Regions from separate parts of the Homo sapiens genome. Here region 2 is linked to region 1. The links are chromatin loops, found by intact Hi-C in ENCODE. Cell type or tissue: Panc1. All regions are shown on one strand. Links, peaks and the distances in the headings refer to the core of each region. The heading gives the core; the rest is flanking DNA. Region 1 overlaps LINC02352 (long intergenic non-protein coding RNA 2352). Region 2 has its middle 44 kb from the start of KLF13.

Region 1 (9,558 bases), core at 1,559-9,558:
GGAGGAATTCTGCTGGCCAACTGCTTGTGAACTCCAACTTGTAATATCGGTCTCCAGCCTACCGGCTTACTCTGCAGATTTTGGATTTGCCAAGCCTCCACAACCGCAGAAGCCAATTCCTTAAAATGAATCCCTTACAACAGTTCCCTAAAATAAATTCTTCAAAATTCCTTAAAATAAATGTGTGTGCATGTGTGTCTGTGTATATATATAGCCTATGTAATGTCTAATATAGATCTATAATATATATTAGATAAATATACACATACTTATCATATATATATGTGTGTGTGTGTGTGTGTTTCTCCTATTGGTTCTGTTCTCTGGAGAACCTAATACAGAAACAAATCTGTTTATTCTTCTAGCCTCTGTATCATCAGGCCTCTTTGTTAGAGCAGGTGAGCTTTACCCTAACTAATTCAGAGGTTGATTCGTTTTCATGCATGTAGATACTTGTCATTTAGCTTCTATTATCTGCCTGTATTTTAAGGTTCTTTGTCTTAAAATGTTATGACTCCAGGAATGTTATATATTAAGTATATTAACCTTTTGACTATTATATATCTTGCAAACATCTTGTAATCAGTCACTTGTCTCTTTATTTTATTTGGAGCGGCTTTCAACCTAGAGCAGTGGTCCCCAAACCCGGGGCTGCAGACTATTCCCTGTCTGTGGTTTGTTAAGAACCAGGCTACATAGCAGAAGATGAGTAGCAGGCGCGGGAGCATGACCACCTGAGCTCCGCCTCCTGTCAGACCAGCAGCGACATTAGATTCTCATAGGAGCACAAACCCTACTGTGAACTGTGCGTATGAGGGATCTAGGTTGCACATTCCTTAAAAGACTCTTAATGCCTGATGATCTGAGGTGGAACAGGTTCACCCTGAAACCATCCCCCGCTCAGCCTGTGTCTGTGGAAAAATTGTCTTCCATGAAACTGGTCCCTGGTGCCAAAAAGGCTGGGGACTGCTGACCTACAAGATATATTAGTTATGACTCTTGGTGCATACTCTTGACAGAAATCCCACTCAACCTAGTATAATGCAGAGGACAGTTCACGGAGCAACTCAAATAATTGCCACTTTTACAATATTGAAGCTTCCTACGGGAAACATAATACATCTCTCAATTTATGTCCTTTAATACGATTAAACATTTTTCTTCATGTAGGTTCTCCAGAATTTTGGTTATGCCTATGCCTAGATTATTTATGATTGTTGTTGGTATTGCAAATGTCCTCTCCTATTGATTATTTAATGGTATCTATGGAAAGTATTGATTTTTGTGTATTTGCTCTGTGCCCACTTGCCATCTAACTGGTTGTTATATTTTATTGAACCTTTCAAAGGATATGAATTATGCTGATTTTAATGTCTTCTTCTGATTCCTGCATTATTATCCTGTTTTCTCCAGCGTTCTGTCTACTTCTTCTGCAGGCTGTTGGTTTCCTTCAAATGTCTGGGGATTTTTGATTGTCTGATCCCATTTGTAAATGAACGTCCAGAGAGTGGTTTTCAAAGTGAGATCCATGGACCCCTAAGGGTTCTTAAGACTCTTTCTGGGTGTCTGCAAAGCCAAAACTATTTAATAGGAATAAAAAAGACTTGTTTTTCCTAATGGGTGTTCAGGTGCTCACTTCAGCAGCACATATACAAATGGGTGTTCAGTGGAGTTTTCCAGAGTCTACATGATGTGTGTTATCACTATAGCTTGAAAGAAGGAGGTATGAAAATCCAGCTGTTGGCTGGGCATGGCGGCTCCTGCCTGTAATCTCAACACTTTGGGAGGCTGAGGCAGACAGACCACTTGAGGTCAGGAGTTTGAGACCAGCCTGGCCAACATGGTGAAACGCCATCTCTACTAAAAATACAAAAAAAAAAAAAAAAAAAGCTAGGCGTGGTGGTGCATTCCTGTAATCCCAGCTACTTGGGAGGCCGAGGCAGGAGGATTGCTTGAACTGGGAGGCAGAGGTTGCAGTGAGCCAAGATTGTGCCACTGCATTGCAGCCTGGGTGTCAGAGTGAGACTCTGTCTCAATAAATAAATTTAAAAAATTAAATACATATGAATACATAAAAATTAAATGCATAAATACATAAAAATAAAAAAATACAACAACAAAAAAGAAAATCCAGCTATTAAGCCAGACATTGGGGAGTTTTTTTGTTTTGTTTGTTTTGTTTTGAGACAGAGTTTCACTCTTGTTGCCCGGGCTGCAATGCAGTGGCACCATCTCAACTCACTGCAACCTCTGCCTCCCGGGTTCAAGCGGTTCTCCTGTCTCAGCCTCCTGAGTAGCTGGGATTACAGCCACGCACCACCACACCTGGCTAATTTTTTGTATTTTTGGTAAAGATGGGGTTTCACCATGTTGGTCAGGCTGGTCTCAAACTCCCGACCTCAGGTGACTCGCCCGCCTCGGCCTCCCAAAGTGCTGGGATTACAGGCGTGAGCCACCACACCCAGCATGTATAAGTGTTATTTATGTTAACATGCCATTATTATTTTAAGATAAATGAATATTTATTTATTTTTCACTTGAACTTCTACTACCGTAAATATTGATAGATAAACTCATATGAATGAAAGCCCGCTGAGACCCTCAGCCATTTCTAAGAGAGGGTGAAGGGTTCCTGAATGCAGTGTGTTTGCGATCTGTCAGTCTCAACCAATCATTCTTGCTGTGCAGAGTAGTTCTTGCACACAACTAAACCACCACTGTCTGGCAACCCTGGCACCACTGGGCACCTGTGGTCATGGAGACAGGCCAGGACGTTGCAAAGGCAGAGTGCCTTCCTGGGCCTCTCATCTGGGCCGCTCTCCCTGTCAGTGTGGCTGACAGTGCCTGGCAGTCACCTGGGCGGGCCCCTGCTTCTCTCTTTGGGCCAGTGTTGGCTCTGGAGGCTCCCGGTGCATCTTTGTCTTCAGTCTGAATGCTGCACTCAGACTTTACCCTGGGGACAGGCAGGACACTGCCTCAGCCACCTGGGTAGCCGTTTGTGTGATTACCGTATCCAAGCTCCATGACTCATTCCTTCTCCACTGCCCCCACCCTACCCCATTTCCAGACTTGAAATGGTCTCCCACCTGCAGGCCATTGGCTCTATTGCGTTTCACCACGAATCTGATCTCCTCCGCTTTATATCTTCCAGAAATTCTCCAATGTTCTAGTCTGTTGGTGGCATTTTTCCTGGTTTTCAAGGATTTCTAAGTGTTTTTATATTTATCCTACTACATCAGAGGGTGGGGGAGATAGGTAGGAGAGGTGCAGTTGAGCCTTGAACAATGTGAGGGTTGGAGAGCCAACCCCTCACGCAGTCAGAGCTTGTATAACTTCAGGCTCCCTCCAAACTTAACTAATAAATAGCCTACTGTTAACTGGAAGCCTTACTGGTAACATTAAAAAATCAGTTAACACGTACTTTGTATGTGTATTTATACTGTATTCTTACAATAAACTAAGCTTGGGAAAATAAAATGTCATTAAGAATATCATAAGAGAAAGCATTTACTAAGTGGAAGTGGATTATCATAGAAGTCTTCATCCTCGTTGTCTTCATGTTGAGTGGCTGAGGAGGAGGGGCTGGTCTTGCTGCCTCAGGGTGGCAGAGAGGAAGACATGGAGGAAGTGGGAAGGGAGGCAGGAGAGGCAGGGACACTTGGTATAACTCTGATTGAAAAACATCCCTGTGGGTGGACCTGCACAGTTTGAACCTGCGTTGTTCAAGGGTCCACTGTGCTTGAAAGTGTTTAGTCAGCAGTCCTGAACGACATGTAAACAATGGTTGAATGAAGGAGCAAGGGAGCCTAAGGGTGGGGAGAGGCGGGTGTCGGCAAGGACCTTCCTCCAAGACAGGGTTGCTGCGAGGGGCAAATGGTGACTGATGATTCACAAGAAGGCGTACCTGTGTGACAGCACCTGTAAGCCAGGTGGGATCAGTGCGGCCTGTCGTCTGCTGTTGTCATGTGGAGCTCAGCAAACGGTGGGAGTCCTAGGGGACAACATACACAGCTTAGCAGCAGGTGCCCCTCTCTTCGAGCCTAATTTAGCCAATGGGAGTTTAATTTAGCCACGGGGGCGTAATTGCTAGAAGAAAAGAGAAGAAAAAAAACCTGATGCCCTCACCGCCTTCCAATCCTGACTCTTTAGGAAAAGCCTGGATCTCCGACATCTCCAGAGCGCCTGACCAAGCGTGAGAAGGCGGGATGTAGCCGGGGTGTGTGTGTCGGGGGGTGGCAGGATGCTCCCCAGAGGCGGAGAGCGGCGCGTGGGGGGTGCTGCAGGCGTCCTGGGAGTTTGGGGGCGCCGCCCTTCCTCCTGCCTTGGGCCCAACCGGTGGATCCTGTCGAGTCTGTTGTGGTCCCCTTCTTAGGAAAAGCACAGAGAGCCCTTTAAAGATGTTGACCTGACAGCAGCAGGGGGCCCAGGGTGACCACGGAGCAAATCAGGGAAAGGAAACTTAGGTCGCCACACATTTGATTTAAAAGAAAATAACTTCCCTCCTGAAGCAGGGGCTGGGGTAGGTGCCCTGGCACAGGCACAGAACCAGAGAGAACCCTTGCCGCTGCTCCGGAATGTCGGGCCACACCCTCCGGATACGGGAAAGGCTTTCTTCTCCATTTCAAATGACCCTGTTTCGCCTTTTTTAGATACAAATGTTTATTTGGTCTGACTTTGAAATACCTCGGAGCAGCTGAAATAATTGAAGGCAGCCCTGTAAGAAGCAGCACTTCCAGACCTTCTCACGGGCAAACCCTCTGCTGGGACCGCCAAGGGCCCCCGCGAGACACCTGAGGGTCAGCACAGCCCCTCCCTCCCTGTGCCGTGCTGGCCGTGCCGCAGCTGGTCACCCGCACGAGGACCTCGAGATTGCCCTGCGGACTGGCACTTCTCGAGGGAAGTCATCGCAGCTGCCATGGAGCCAGCATTTGTCGGGGACCTGGCACGCAGGCCACCGGCTCTGGGAGAGGGCTGAGGAGCCGTGGGGCTCACGTTTCAGGGATTAGCTTGTGTAACTTGACTTGTTCCCCCAAATTCTACAAGTACAGAGAATATGCAGAAATCTGTGAGAGAAACAACCTTCTGCAGCTCGTTGTTGTGGGGATTATATTAGTAAGATGCCTAGAAAATACGATTCAGAAGGAATGTGGGTGCGTGTGACTTGGTGGTGGGTGGGCTCCACTCACCACCCTCCCTCCGCACCTGTCCGAGGCATTTGAACCAGAGCAACTCCATTTCGAATAGGGGCCGGTAAAATAAGGCTAAGACCTACTGGGCTGCATTCCCAGATGGTTAAGGCATTCTAAGTCACAGGATGAGATACGAGGTCGGCACAAGATACAGGTCATAAAGACCTTGCTGATGAAACAGGCTGCAGTAAATAAGCTGGCTAAAACCCAAAATGGCAACAAGATGTGTCCTCTGGTGGTCCTCACTGCTACACTCCCACCAGCACCATGACAGTTTACAAATGCCATGGCAACATCAGGAAGTTACCCTATATGGTCTGAAAAGAGGAAGCATGAATAATCCACCTCCTGTTTAGCATATCATCAAGAAATAACCATAAAAATGGGCAACCCACAGCCCTTGGGGCTGCTCTGTCTATGGAGTAGCCGTTCTTTTACCCCTTTACTTTCCTAATAAACTTACTTTCACTTTATTCTGTGGACTCGCCCTGAATTCTTTCTTGCCTAAAATCCAAGAACCATCTCTTGGGGTCTGGATCGGGACCACTTTCCTCTAACACACCCACTGAGAAGTGCTTGCTGATGTTAGGGTTCACAGTGTCAGGGGCTGCCGTAGTGTCACCCCATTCTACAGATGAGAAAACAGCCTCAGAGTTTTTTGTTGTTGTTGTTTGAGATGGAGTCTCACTCTTTCCCCCAGGCTGGAGTGCAGTGGCGTGATCTTGGTTCACTGTAACCTCCGCTTTCTGGTTTCAAGCGATTCTCCTGCCTCAGCCTCCCGGAGTAGCTGGGATTACAGGTGCCCGCCACGCCCGGCTAATTTTTGTATTTTTGGTAGAGACGGGGTTTTACCCTGTTGGCTAGGTGCCTCTCAAACTCCTGACCTCGTGATCCGTGGGCCTCTGCCTCCCAAACTGCTGGGATTACAGGCATGAGCATCAGAGTTTTTAAGTCAGAACTGGAGCCTGAGCCCGACAGGTGACACAACCCGGCCTTCCCTGAGGGGCTGGCACGCCGCAAAAGGTCGCCAAGCTCTCCCTCTTCCGGTGTGAGGTGCAGCTCGCCGGTGGGTATGCACAGGGAGTCCTCTATTTTGCTCGGTTTTGCCTGGGACCATGTGCTCTGTGTACTGCATCATGGTCTCCACAGTGGATCTCGGTAGGCACAGCTGGACTTGGTCCTCAGTTGCCTGCTGTGCCCTGCTGGGGATCTTTTTGCACGGGCCATTCCCCCTCGCACTTGCCTTCCCTCCCCCGCTCCTGGCTGGCTCCCACTCTTGGCCGGGGCTCAGGCAGGATTCTCTACTAGACTCAGCAAAGCACCTGCAGTGGGCCTGTAATAGGAGGGAGTGGTGGGTCCGGAGTTGGTTCCTTCCAGTGGGATTGTGGTCTTGCTGATTTTGAGAATGGAGCCCCAGACCTTCCTGGTGTTACAGCTCTCAAAGAAGACAAGGACCCAAAGGGTGAGCAGCAGTAAGAGCTATTGTGAAGAGCAAAAGAACAAAGCTTCCCCACCACGGAAGAGGACCCCAGCAGGTTGCCTCTGCTGGCTCCGTGTGGAGAAGGGTTGGGGGGGAGGCAGCTTTTATTCTCTTATTTGTCCCCGCCCATGTCCTGTTCCTGTCCTATCAGAATGCCCTTTTCTCAATCCTCCCTGCGATTGGTTACTTTTAGAATCCTGCTGATTGGTCCATTTCACAGAGCGCTGATTGGTGTGTTTTACAAATCTCTTGCTAGCTACAGAGCACTGATCGGTGAGTTTTTACACAGCACTGATTGGTGCATTTTACAATCCCTTGCTAGCTACAGAGCACTGATTGGTGCGTTTTACAATCCTAGCTACGGAGTGCTGATTGGTTCGTTTTACAATCCTCTTGTAAGACAGAAAAGTTCTCCAACTTCCCAGTGGACCCAGGAAGTCCCGCTGGCTTCACCTTTCAGTGGGGCTGTGTTTAGGAGACAATTCCACTCAGGCATAGTGGCCTGATCATGGGGTGCAAAGCTGGCGGCCAGACAGCCTTCCAGGTGGTGACTTTTACTATACTGGGGATGTGGCTTTATGGAGCTATGCTGGCCCACTCCCTCCAGAAGGAGCCTGATGGATCAAAGATGGAAACCAAAAAAATACCGGAAGAAAATGATTAAAAACAAAAAACGAACAAAACAAAACTGTTGGCCAGTTGCGGTGGCTTAAGCCTGTAATCCCAGCACTTTGGGAGGCCAAGGCAGTCAGATCATTTGAGGTCAGAAGTTTGAGATCACCCCAACAAACATGATGAAATTCTGACTCTACTAAAAACACAAAAGTCAGCTGGGCATGGTGGCGTGCTTGTAGTCCCAGCTACTCAGGAGGCTGAGGCAGGAGGATCACTTGAACCCAGAAGGTGGAGGCTGCAGTGAGCCAAGATTGTGCCACTGCAGTCCAGCCTGGGTGACAGAACAAGACTCTGTCTCAAACACACACACACACACACACACACACACACACACACACACACACACCCCTGTAATCTTGCAAAGGGGTGAACTCTTTAATGATCTTGCAAAACCCTGTGGCCATAAACAACATAATTGATTTATTCTACCCGATAAGAAAAAAAATATATCTGCATGGCAGAAAACATCCTGCTTAAAGTTAAAAAAAAAAAAGATAAACAGAAAAAAATTATGGCACATTTGTAAGATGGAATTTACCCTGCAGTCATGAAAAAGAATAAGGTATACTTATGTCTATGTGAAAACAGAATCATATGCATAATAATATATGCAACTTATGTCACAGGCAAAGGGCCACTAAAAATCAAAGAGAAAGAAATCCAACAACTGAATTGGAAAATGGGCAATGGGAAGAAATCCTTCCCAGAAAAGAAAAATGCCTCTAAACATTCAAAAATATGCTGACTGTCATCACAATAACAGAAACGCAAACTGAAATATCAATGAAATCCTACTTTCTGCTATCAGATCAGCAAGTTCCAAACTTTGACAATCGCCTTTCAAGTGAGCTGAAGGAACATGCTCCATGGGGGAATGTAGTCACATTTACCAGAACTACACACATATGTGCTCTGGCCCAGCAAGCCCACTTCAGAGTCTTGTCAAGACATGTAATACAGAGGCTCATCAAAGCATTGTAGTGATTGGAAAAGGATAGGAACAACTTAAGCACTATCAAGATTAATTACATCACATCCCTAGGTCTGCATTACCATGCAGTCATTAAAAAAGAGGGAGGTGGCCATGTGTGGTGGCTCTCAAGGTGTAATCCCAGCACTTTGGGAGGCTGAGGCAGATGGATCACTTGAAGTCAGGAGTTCGAGACCAGCCTGACCAACATGGTGAAACCCCATCTGTGCTAAAAATACAAAAACTAGCCAGGTGTGGTGGCGGGCACCTGTAATCCTGGCTACTTGGGAGGCTGAGGCAGGAGAATCACTTGAACCCGGAAGGCGGAGTTTATAGTGAGCCAACATCACGCCCCTGCACTCCAGCCTGGATAACTCCGAGTGAAACTTCAGAGTGAAACTCCGTCTAAAAAAAAAAAAAAAAAAAAAGAAGGAGGTATATTTAGGTCTATGAAACACAGCAATCTTCAGAGTATATTGTTTCATGAAAAAGAGGAAGCTAGAGGGTATGTGTATAGATTTATCTCATTTGTTCGAATGAGTGTATGTGTGTGTGCACACAGAAACTCCTGGTAGGATGCATAAAATATGGACGTTAGTGTGTTTTCTCTGGTGCTATGAACTGAATGTTTGTGTACTCCTCCCCCCAAATTCATATGTAGAAATTTTCGGCCCCAGTGCGATGGCATTAGGAGGTGGAACCCTTGGGAGTTTAGGTCAAGAGGATGGAGACCCCAAGCTCTCTTCCTCTTTCCCTGCCACGTGGCCATCTGCAACCTGAAGAGAGCCCTCCCCATGACCTGACCATACTGGCACCTTGATATGGGACTTCCAGCCTCCTGAACTATGAGAAATAAATGCCTGCTATTTATAAGCCACCCAGTCTATAGTCCTTTGTCATAGCAGCCTGAGCTGACTGAGACCGTCAGGTAAGTGGCCTGGGGTCTGGGGTGGTAGCATTCCTATTGTCTCCTTTATTCTGTTGGAATGTTTGACTCCAAGCATAAAGGACATTTTTAGTTCTTTTGTTTTTTTGGGTTTTTTTTTGAGAGGGAGTCTCACTCTGTCACCCACGCTAGGGTGCAATGGTACAATCTCCACTGCAACCTCTGCCTCCTGGGTTCAAGCAATTTTCCTGCCTCAGCCTCCCGAGTAGCCAGGATTACAGGCGCCTGCCACCATGCTCAGCTAATTTTTGAATTTTTTGTAGAGATGGGGTTTCACCAAGTTGGCCAGGCTGGTTTT
Region 2 (9,795 bases), core at 1,796-9,795, 59 kb after region 1:
CTCTAGGTCCTCACTTGCACCTCCCCAGACTCCCCGTCCCAGATCTCAGGGTCCCTTCCCTTCCCTACCGAGGTCCTGACCTAGCTTGGGACACCCCTGGAGGCTGAGAGCTCCACTACACCTAGCAGTAACTTTGCGCCATGTCCTTGGTGTGATCCACCTCTCACTTCCATCCCCCAAATTCCCCAAATGCCGGAGATCAGGGAGGACTTCTGACTTTCCCATTTTGATTTCATTGGTTGTCATTCTCCATCATCTTCTGAGTGGTGCTCAGAGCAGCCCCGTCCTCCGGCTCCAGGTCCCTTACCCACTAGGATGTTGCGTCAGCTGGTCGGACCCCTTCCCCTGGCTAGAGTCCCCCTGGTTCACCACCCATGCTCCATACAGTGAGGAGGGCAGGACGGGGTACAGAGAGAGACAGGCTCACGATGCCCTCGCACCCTGAAGGGGCTGGGCCTCTGCACCAGCAACATTGGCGGGTCATTGTCCCACTGGTGGCAGCATTGTCTCAGGAGGGACCTTCCCTGAGGCAGAGGACAATTACTGGGGAGGAACAGGCTGTGAACCAGTCTCTGTCCAGTGGGTGGGGTGGGCATGAGGGCTGTGAGGAAGGTGTGGGGCGGAGCGCCTGGTGTCCACTCCCACCCTGCATTCAGCAGCCCTCGCTGTCTCCCCTCTGCTCTGCACTGTGGCTGCCTTGGGCCGCCTGGGGCTAAGGTTTGTCCCAAACCTCCAGTCCTGCAACGGTGCCCCATCCCTGGCATGGTCCCCACTCCACCCTGCCCCAGCAGGAGGCCAGTTTGTCCTGGATGGGAAGAAGGCCTCACGGGCAGGGGAGGCTCCCACGCATGCCACCCCTTCGGCCGTGCCCTGGGGTTCCGCTCTTGGGATTCTTAATGAGTTTATCCTTGAATGTGTGTTTTGTAAGTGAAGTCAATGGGGCAATGGAGCATCCACCAAGGCTCCTTTCCCTGCTTCCTTCACACCCCCTGTTAGGTGTTCTGGGCTGCCACCTGCCCTGCCACAGGCCCCGGCTGTCCTGCACAGACACTCCACGGATGAGACAGAGCCCTGGGCACCTGGGAGGTCTGCACATGCCCCACAGGGATCCCTGAGCCCAGGGCTGATTTTAAATAGCAGAGAAAAACACCCTTCCTGCTTTCTGAACAACGGCCCACACTTTCATTTGCTGCCTGCCCTGCTCTCAGAGTGTCTTCTCAATGGACAAACCAGAAGGGCCTGCAAGCTGCTGACTGTGGCCCACACAGCCCACACACTGGTCCCCAAATCTCACCTTCTTCCCCATCTTCTCTTCATGAGGAAGAGGCTCAGCCCCTTTCTCCCTGCCCAAACCTAGAAACACACTCCAAGGCCGAGTCCTATTAACTTGGGGAGGGTGGGAGTGTTAAACTTGAGCTCACCAAAGATTTCTGTGATTTTCCGAGATTGCATATATGACTGATTTGGGAAAACTTGCAGGGAACACAAGCCACATCCTGCCCGTAGGCCCGGCTTCTGTAGCGCCTATGGTGACCAGGTTGGCACTGACACCGCTGTGCCGCTGCTCTGTCCTGGCCCAGACATGCTGTCATGGCCTTGGGTGCCAAGTTAAATGAGGTCTGTCACCTGTCCCCTGCTCATGGAGCTGAGTATGTTTGAAGTTCATTTACTGTGTATTTTCCCCTCGGGGTGTGACAAATGAGCCCTACCCCCAGACAACAGTGCCAGAAATCCAAACAGGGTTGGGCTCTATCCCATCTGCCTGGGGCTCAGGGAGTCCCTCTGCTGTCCCCAACACCCACTCCTCATATCCCACCCCCCAGCACATGGAGCTGGAGCTGGGAACTCGCAGGCCCCTGGGGACCCATCTGCGCTGTTTGTTTGGGTGAGAGCTCTGTATTGACAGCAGCTCTCCTGGCAGCCCTCGGCAGAGAGAAGGCTGTGCCAAGTGGGTATCAAGCAACGGTCGGGCACACGCTCCAGATGACACATGCGGGGGTGGGGGCGCAGCCCTCTCCTACCCTGGGGGAGCCACCTCCCGATAATCCCTCCCATGGCTCCCCGGGGAGGGGCAGGAGAACACAGGATGATTGTCACAGATCATGTGCTGGGGAGGAGAGCCTCGCAGACCTGAGGCCGGGAAAGGGGGCAATGAAAACAGCCCTTTGTCCAGGGCCTCATCTGCCACACACTGGGCTTGTGTTTCTTGCTTTATGACAATTGGGCGAAACATTAGACTGGGCATCAATTATTCAGATTTCACTGTGAGGTCAGAACACAGCAGCTCCGTCCTGTCCCCACCCAGAGAGAATGAGAATGCCGGGGGAGTCAGTTCCAGGCTGTGGGAATTTAGACAAACTCCTGGGTGGGGTGCCTGAGCCCCCTGCCCCCACACTTGCACCCTCAGGTCTCAGCTGCCCAACCCCCACCAGGTCTAACCCTCCTCGACCCCCACTGACCAAACTGCTTTCCAGGTATTTGGGTGGCACTGAACACTAGGAGGCATTTCTCCATTTTCAGGCAGAAAGTGCAATTGAAGGAATTCTCTGGTGCTCAGTGACCTTCTATCCAAACCCAAAACACACACACAAACACACACACACACATGCATGCACACACACACATGTGTGTGTGTGCATGTGCAAAAGGCACAGACATTTCTCTGGCTCTGTTTGCTTAGGACCCTGAGCCTGATCCCTTGCCTGGCCAGCTGCCCCTCATGTGCTGTCCTGGAGCCCCTTCCAAAGCATCATTCACACACGGCTGTGGTCCTGGCTGCCACCCACCCTTCTCCTAATGTAAGTGTTTCGAGCCACACGTTTCCCTCCAAGCACTGTTTAGCTGTATCTGGAGATTTCGACAGGTTGTATTTTCACTACCATTCAATTCGAAAGACTGTAATTTTTCTTGTTATTTCTGCTTTGACCCGTGGAATTTTTAGAAGTATTCTGTTTGACTTCCAACTATTTGGGGGATATCCAGACAACTTTATGTGATTTATTTCTACTTTGATTCCACGGCGGTCAGAGGATATTCTTGGTATAATTTCCAGCCATTTAAAATGTATTGAGACTTGTTTTATGATCCAGCATGGAAATAATGTGTCGTCTGCAGTGGGAGATGAAATATTGTGTAAATGTCAATTCGGTCAAGCTGGTTGATGGTGTTGTTCAAGTCTTCTCAATCCTTGCTGATTTTCTGTCTGTTGGGTGTTGAAATCTTCCACTGTAATCGTGGATTTGTCTGTTTCTCCTTTCAGTTCTAGCTGTTTTTGCCTTATATATTTTGAAGCTCTCTTATTATGTGCATGCACATTTAACATGGTTAAACATAACCGCCATAACAAAATCCCATAGGCCGCGTGGCTTAAATAACAGAAATGTATTCTCACAGTTCTGGAGTCTGGAAGTCCAAGATCAGGGTGGCAGCATGGTTGGGTCCTGGTGAGGGCTCTCTTCCTGGCTTGCAGACAGCTGCCTTCTCACTGTGTGCTCATGTGGCCTCTCCTCAGTGCATGCATACACAGACCAAGAAGAGTCCCTCTCTCTTCCTCTTCTTTTTTTTTTTTTTTTGAGATGATGTCTCACTCCATCGCCCAGGCTGGAATGCAATGGCGTGATCTCAGCTCACAGCAACCTCCATCTCCCAGGATCAAGCAATTCTCGTGCCTCAGCCTCCCGAGTAGTTGGGACTGCAGGTGTGCACCACCATGCCCAGCTAAGTTTTTTATTTTTAGTAGAGACAAGGTTTCACCATGTTGGCCAGGCTGATTTTGAACTCCTGATCTCAGGTGATCCGCCCCCCCTCACCTCCCAAAGTGCTGGGATTACAGGTGTGAGCCACTGCGCCCAGCCTCTCTCTTCCTCTTCTTACAAATACGCTAATCCTTTCAGATCAGGGCCCCATTTTTACAACCTCATTTAACTTTAATCAATTCCTAAAGGCCCTTCAAATACAGTCACCACAGGGGTTAGGGCTTCAACATATAAATTTGTAGGGGACACAGTTCAATCTATAGCAGAAGGTTATACCTTTGGATGAATGGACACTTTTACTAATATGAATACTCCTCCTTATTTCTAGCAGTATTCCTTTTACTGAAGTCTATTTTATTTGATATAAATGAAGCAATTCTTACTATCTATGATTAGTGTTTACATTATACATATTTTTTCTATCCTTTTACTGTTTATCTCCCTGGGATTTAGATTAAAAATATATTTCTTATAGATAACATGTATTTGGGAGTTTTTTTTTTTAATTCAATATGGCCGTTGCTGCTTTTAGTTTAGTTCTTCTTTTTTTAGATATTGAAATAGTTGGCTTTAAATTTGCCATCTTGCTACTTGTCTACTTTTTGTCTATCTGTTCCTTTTTCTCTTTCTGTTTTTTTGAATTGTGTATTTTTCAATATTCCATTTTTATTTCCTCCATTGGCCAATTAGCTATATGTATTATCTTTATTCTTTTACTAGTTGATTTAGAGTTTACAAGATCTGTCATTAACTAATCGAATAATAGTATACTTGCTTACATAAGGTGGAAAACCTTAAAGTGATATACTTTCATTTCTTTCATCCTTTGTCTTCCCATTGTTAGCCTTCCATCCCACTGTTATCGGATATATTATGTCCACATATTTAATAAATTCCACAGCATATTAATATTATTATTGTTGTAAACAGTCCATTGCTTCTGAAGACTTTTTTTTTTTTGAACGAGAAAAGTTAACAAGTTGTCTTCCACAGCACTTAAAAAATATCCATTTGACTGTCTCCTGCCCTGCATTGTTTCTGATGGTCATTATTATTTTTGTTCCCTATACGTAAGGTACCTTTTTTAAAAAGAGACTTTATTTTTTGGGGTCACAGCAAAATGGAGTGAAAGGCACAGAGATTTCACAAATGCTGCCTGCCTTTACACACACATCACCTCCCCCCGCATACGCATCCCCTGCCAGAGCGGTGCATATGTTACAACTGATAACCTACACTGACACATCACTATCACCCAGAGTCCACAGTTTACATTAGTTTTTATTCTTGGTGTCATTAATTCTCTGGGTTTAGACAAATGTATAATGGTATTTATCCACCATGATAGTATCATAGAGAGTAGTTTCACTGCCCTAAAAAAATCTTCTGTGCCCTGCCTATCCCTCCCTCCCTGAAACCCTTGACAACCGCTGACCTTTTTACTGTTTCCATAGTTTTGCTTTTCCAGAGTATCATATAGTTGGAGTCACAGTCTGTAGCCTTTCACATCAGCTTCTTTCACTTGGTAATATGCATTTAAGTTTCTTCCATGTCTTTTCATGGCTTGATATCTCATTTCTTTTCATCACTGAATAGTATTTCATTGTCGGGATGTACCACGTTTTACTTATTCATTCACCTACTGAAGAGCATCATGATTGCTGCTAAGAATAAAGCTGTTATAAACATCCATATGCAGGTATTTCAGACACAAATGAACATCCAGTGGACTAAAGTTTTCAATTCCTTTGGGTAAATACCAAGGAGCACATTGCTGTATTGTACGCTAAGAATATGTTTAGTTTTGTGAGAAACCACAAACTGTCTTCCAAAATGGCTGTAGCATTTAGAGTTCCCCGCCAACAATAAATGAGAGTTCCTGTTGCTCCCCCTCTTCATCAGCAATTGGTGGTGTCAGTGTTCTGGATTTTGGCCATTCTGATAGGTGTGCAGTGGTAGCTCACTGTTGTTGTAATTTGCATTTCCCTGACGACATGTGATGTTGAGTATTTTTTCATGTGCCTATTTGCCACCTGTACCTCTTCCTTGGTGAGGGACATAGTGTGTCTTTTATTGCTGGCTGATTTTGAGATGTTCTCTTTATCACAGGTTTTTAGCAATTTGAATATAATGACATTGCCCATGATGCTTTTTGCATTAATTCTTCTTAGGTTTCAATGCATTCTTTAGAATAGTGTGTTTATATTTTTCATCAAATGCAGAACATTTTCAGTTATCGTTTCTCCATACATTTTCTCTGCCCTTGACCCCTTCTAGGACTGCAATTAGAGATAAGTTACACCCCTTGACATTGTTCATCTTTAGAGATGTTACACTCCTTAACAAGTTCATTTTTTTCCAGTCATTTCCCTCTCTGTGCTTTAGCTTGGATAGTTCGAGTACCTTGTCTTCCATTTTACTGCCTTTCCTTTTGTCACATCACATTTTCTGTTAAGCCTATCTGGTGTTTTTTCAGACTTACATTATTTTTTAAAATTAACGTACAGTACAATAAACTTTTTTTTTTGGTGTACCATCAAAACTGACAAGCTGATCCTAAAATTCGTAGGAAAACATAAGAAACCCAAAATAGCCAAAGCATTCTTGATAAAGAACAAATTTGGGGGTTCGCAATTCCCAGTTTCAAAACTTACTATAAAGTCATGGTAATCAACACTATGTGGATGTAAAATAGCAATAGACATATAGATCAATGTAATAGAATTGAGAGCCCACAAGTAAACCCATATATTTATGGGCAATTGATTTTCAACAAGCATGACAAAGACAATTCAATGGAAGAAGTAATAGTTTCTATAATAAGTGGTACTGGGACAACTGGATACCCACACAGCATAAGAATGAAGATGGACCCTTAGCTCATACTATTTACAAAAATTAACTAAAAATGTTTCAAAAACCTAAACATAAGAGCTAAAACTATAATATTTTAGAAAAAACATAGGCATAAATCTCCATCATTTTGGATTAGGCAGTGGTTTCTTAGATATGACAGCTAAAGCATAAAAGAAAAATAGATAAATTGGCATCAAAATTTAAAACCTATGTGTTTTATTTTTTATTTTAATTTTATTTTATTTTATTTTTGAGACAGAGTTTCACTCTGTTGCCCAGGCTGGAGTGCAATGGCACGATCTTGGCTCACTGCAACCTCTGCCTCCCGGGTTCAAGCAATTCTCCTGCCTCAGCCTCCCTGGTAGCTGGGACTATAGGCGTGTGCCATCATGCCTGGCTAATTTTGTATTTTTAGTAGAGATGTGGTTTCTTCATGTTGGTCAGGCTGGTCTCGAACTCCCAATCTCAGGTGATCTGCCCACCTCGGCCTCCCAAAGTGCTGGGTTTACAGGCATGAGCCACCATGCCTGGCCCTAAAACCTATGTGTTTTAAAGGACACTATTACAGAGAATAAACAGCCCAATGGAATGGGAGAAAATACTTGTAAATAATATATTTGACAAGTGTCAAATATCCAGGAAAATAATATATATATATACAACTCTTACAGCACAATAATTTAAAAAACTAAATTATGAGCAAAGGATTCAAATAGACATCTCTCCAAAGAAAAGATACAAATGATCAATAAGAACATGAAAAGATTCTCAACGTCATTACCCATCAGGATAAATGCAAATCAAAATGATAAGATAACAGTTCACACCCACCAGGGTTGCTATAATCAAATATCTCAGACAGATAACAGCAAGTGGTAGCAAGGATGTGGAGGTATTAGCACCTTCATACACTGCTAGTGGGGATGTAAAATGGTACAGCTGCTTTAGAAAACAGGCTAGCAGTTCTTTAAACAGTTAAATATAGAGTTACCACATGACCCAGTAATTCCACTCCTAGGTATAGTCCCAAGAGAAATAAAAACGTATGGCCACACAAAAACTTGTACACAAATGTTCCTAGTAGCATTATTCAAATAGCCAAAAGTGGAAACAACTCATGAATGGATAAACACAATGTGGTATACCCATACAACAAAAAATTCTGCAGCCATAAAAGGAAGTACTGAAACATGACAACATGGCTGAGCCTTGAAAATATTTAGCTAAGTGAAAGAAACCAGACACAAAAAGCCACATATTATATGATTCCACTTATACAAAATGTTCAGAATAGGTGAATCCCCACAGACAGAAAGCAAATTGGTGGTTTCCAAGGGCTAGAGGAAGGGACAATGAGAGTCACTGGTAATGAATACAGGTTGTTGTTACTTTTTAATCTTAGGAATGATGGAAATGGTCTGGAACTGGGCAGTGAGAATGTTTGCGTAACTTCTGAATATACTAAAAACAACTGAACTGTGCACTTCAGAATAGTTTTATGGTGTGTGAATTATATCTAAATTTTTTAAATGTTTGAAAAAATCATTTGGCCATTTTCATGTGAGTCTATTTCTGACTCTAATCTATTTTATTGGCCTATGTTTCTGTCCCTTCACCAATATCATACTGTCTTCATTGTTGTAGCTATAATACATAGTAAGTCTTAAAACTGGGTAGTGTGAATCCTTGATCTTTATTCTTCTTTTCTAAAATTGTTTAACTATTCAAACATCTTTTGCTTTCAATATAAATTTTAGAGTTATATTGTCTATGTATATAAGTATTGCTGATTTTTAAAAATTTTTAATGTTTAATTTTTATGGGTACATGGTAGGTGTAGATATGTATGGGGTACATGAGATATTTTGATACTGGCATACAATGCATAATAATTACAGAGTAAATGAGGTATCCATCATCTAAAGTATTTATCATGTCTTTGTTCTGTAAATAATCCAATTATACTTTGATTTTTAAATGTACAATAAATTATTGTTGACTGTAGTCACCCTGTTGTGCTATCAAATACTAGATCTTATTCATTCTAACTTTATTTTTGTACCCATTAACCATCCCCATTGTTGGGATTTTGATTGAAATTGTGTTGAGTCTAGAGATCAATCTGGGAGAAAACTGACATATAAAATATATTGTCTTCCAATCCATGAACAAAGCATGTTTCTTTATTTATTCAGGGCTTCTTTTATTTCTTTCGTCAATATTTTGTAGTTTTCTGCATATAGATCTCAACCACGTTTTGTTATATTTATCATAAATGTTTCATTTTTTGAAACTATATGTGATTTTTAAAAAATTTGTGGTTAAACAATTTTTTAAGAGTTCAATTTTATTTATTTTTTCATGTGTTTCAAAGTCATTCACGTGATCCAAAATCCTAAATGTACAAAAGAAATTTGTACACTGAATTCTTTCTTTCTTCCCAGTCTCTCAATCATCCAGTTTCCCCACAAGCCGCAGTGTTAGCATTTTCTTGGACAAACCCATAGTTATATTTTATGCATATCTCATGCTCTTCCCTCTATCTTATTTCTCTAATAGTTCACTATATTCACTGTGATACCTCAGTGTAGTTAAAATTTCATCTCTCTTATTGTAAATGAGGTTGATTATACTTTCTGAAGCTTTAAGAGATATTTGTATTACATTTTGGTTTCTAAATGTACATTGCTAGTAAATAGAAATACAATTGACTTTTACATGTTGACCTTTTATCCTGAAACCCTGCAAGGCTCATCAATTAATTCCAAAATCTTTTGTGTAGATTCATTAGAATTTTCCTCATAGGCAGCTACCAGTGAATAGGAACAGCTCATTTTTCTTATAAAATTGGTGTGCTTTTATTTCTTTTTCTCACCTAATTGCACTTGCCAATACTTCCAATACAATATTAAATAGGGGTGATGAGACCAGACATCTTTGCCTTGTTCCTGATTTTAGGGAGATGCATTCAGTAATTTACCATCATAGATGTCCTTGATTATATTAAGGATTTTCCCCACTATTCCTAGTTTGTGCAAAGTTTTTTTTAAATCATGAATGGATGTTGAAATTTTTCAATACTTTCTGCATGAATTGACATTATCATATGGCTTTTCTTCTTTAGTATGCTAACATTGTGAATTATATTGACTAATTTTCAAATATTGAACCAGCCTTGCATTCA

The links. Peaks named below come from ENCODE experiments on the same cell type or tissue, not always from the same donor. Only the 100,000 strongest peaks of a DNase experiment are listed, where the experiment ranks them.
Region 2: it touches region 1 in a loop (4-fold over the local background); 11 of 110 quality-filtered maps call a loop at or near these places.

Annotation. Positions count from the first base shown.
Region 1 is chr15:31,219,346-31,228,903 of GRCh38, forward strand. LINC02352 (long intergenic non-protein coding RNA 2352) reads left to right here. Exons shown (of 2, transcript NR_135834.1): 2 at 4,650-5,662. It overlaps LINC03034 (long intergenic non-protein coding RNA 3034), which reads right to left. Exons shown (of 4, transcript NR_171016.1): 3 at 4,126-4,367; 4 at 3,422-3,991. It overlaps LOC124903454 (a long non-coding RNA gene), which reads left to right. Exons shown (of 2, transcript XR_007064556.1): 2 at 1-181. Among named protein-coding and RNA genes, the nearest start is that of LINC03034, 6.7 kb to the right of the region's middle. RefSeq lists an enhancer at 6,389-6,961. In Panc1, for the core only: no CTCF peak of the experiment used is centred there; no DNase peak of the experiment used is centred there; H3K4me3 peaks cover 999 bases; H3K27ac peaks cover 2,336 bases.
Region 2 is chr15:31,278,274-31,288,068 of GRCh38, forward strand. No RefSeq gene overlaps it. Among named protein-coding and RNA genes, the nearest start is that of KLF13, 44 kb to the right of the region's middle. RefSeq lists enhancers at 222-722, 723-1,223. In Panc1, for the core only: no CTCF peak of the experiment used is centred there; no DNase peak of the experiment used is centred there; H3K27ac peaks cover 528 bases.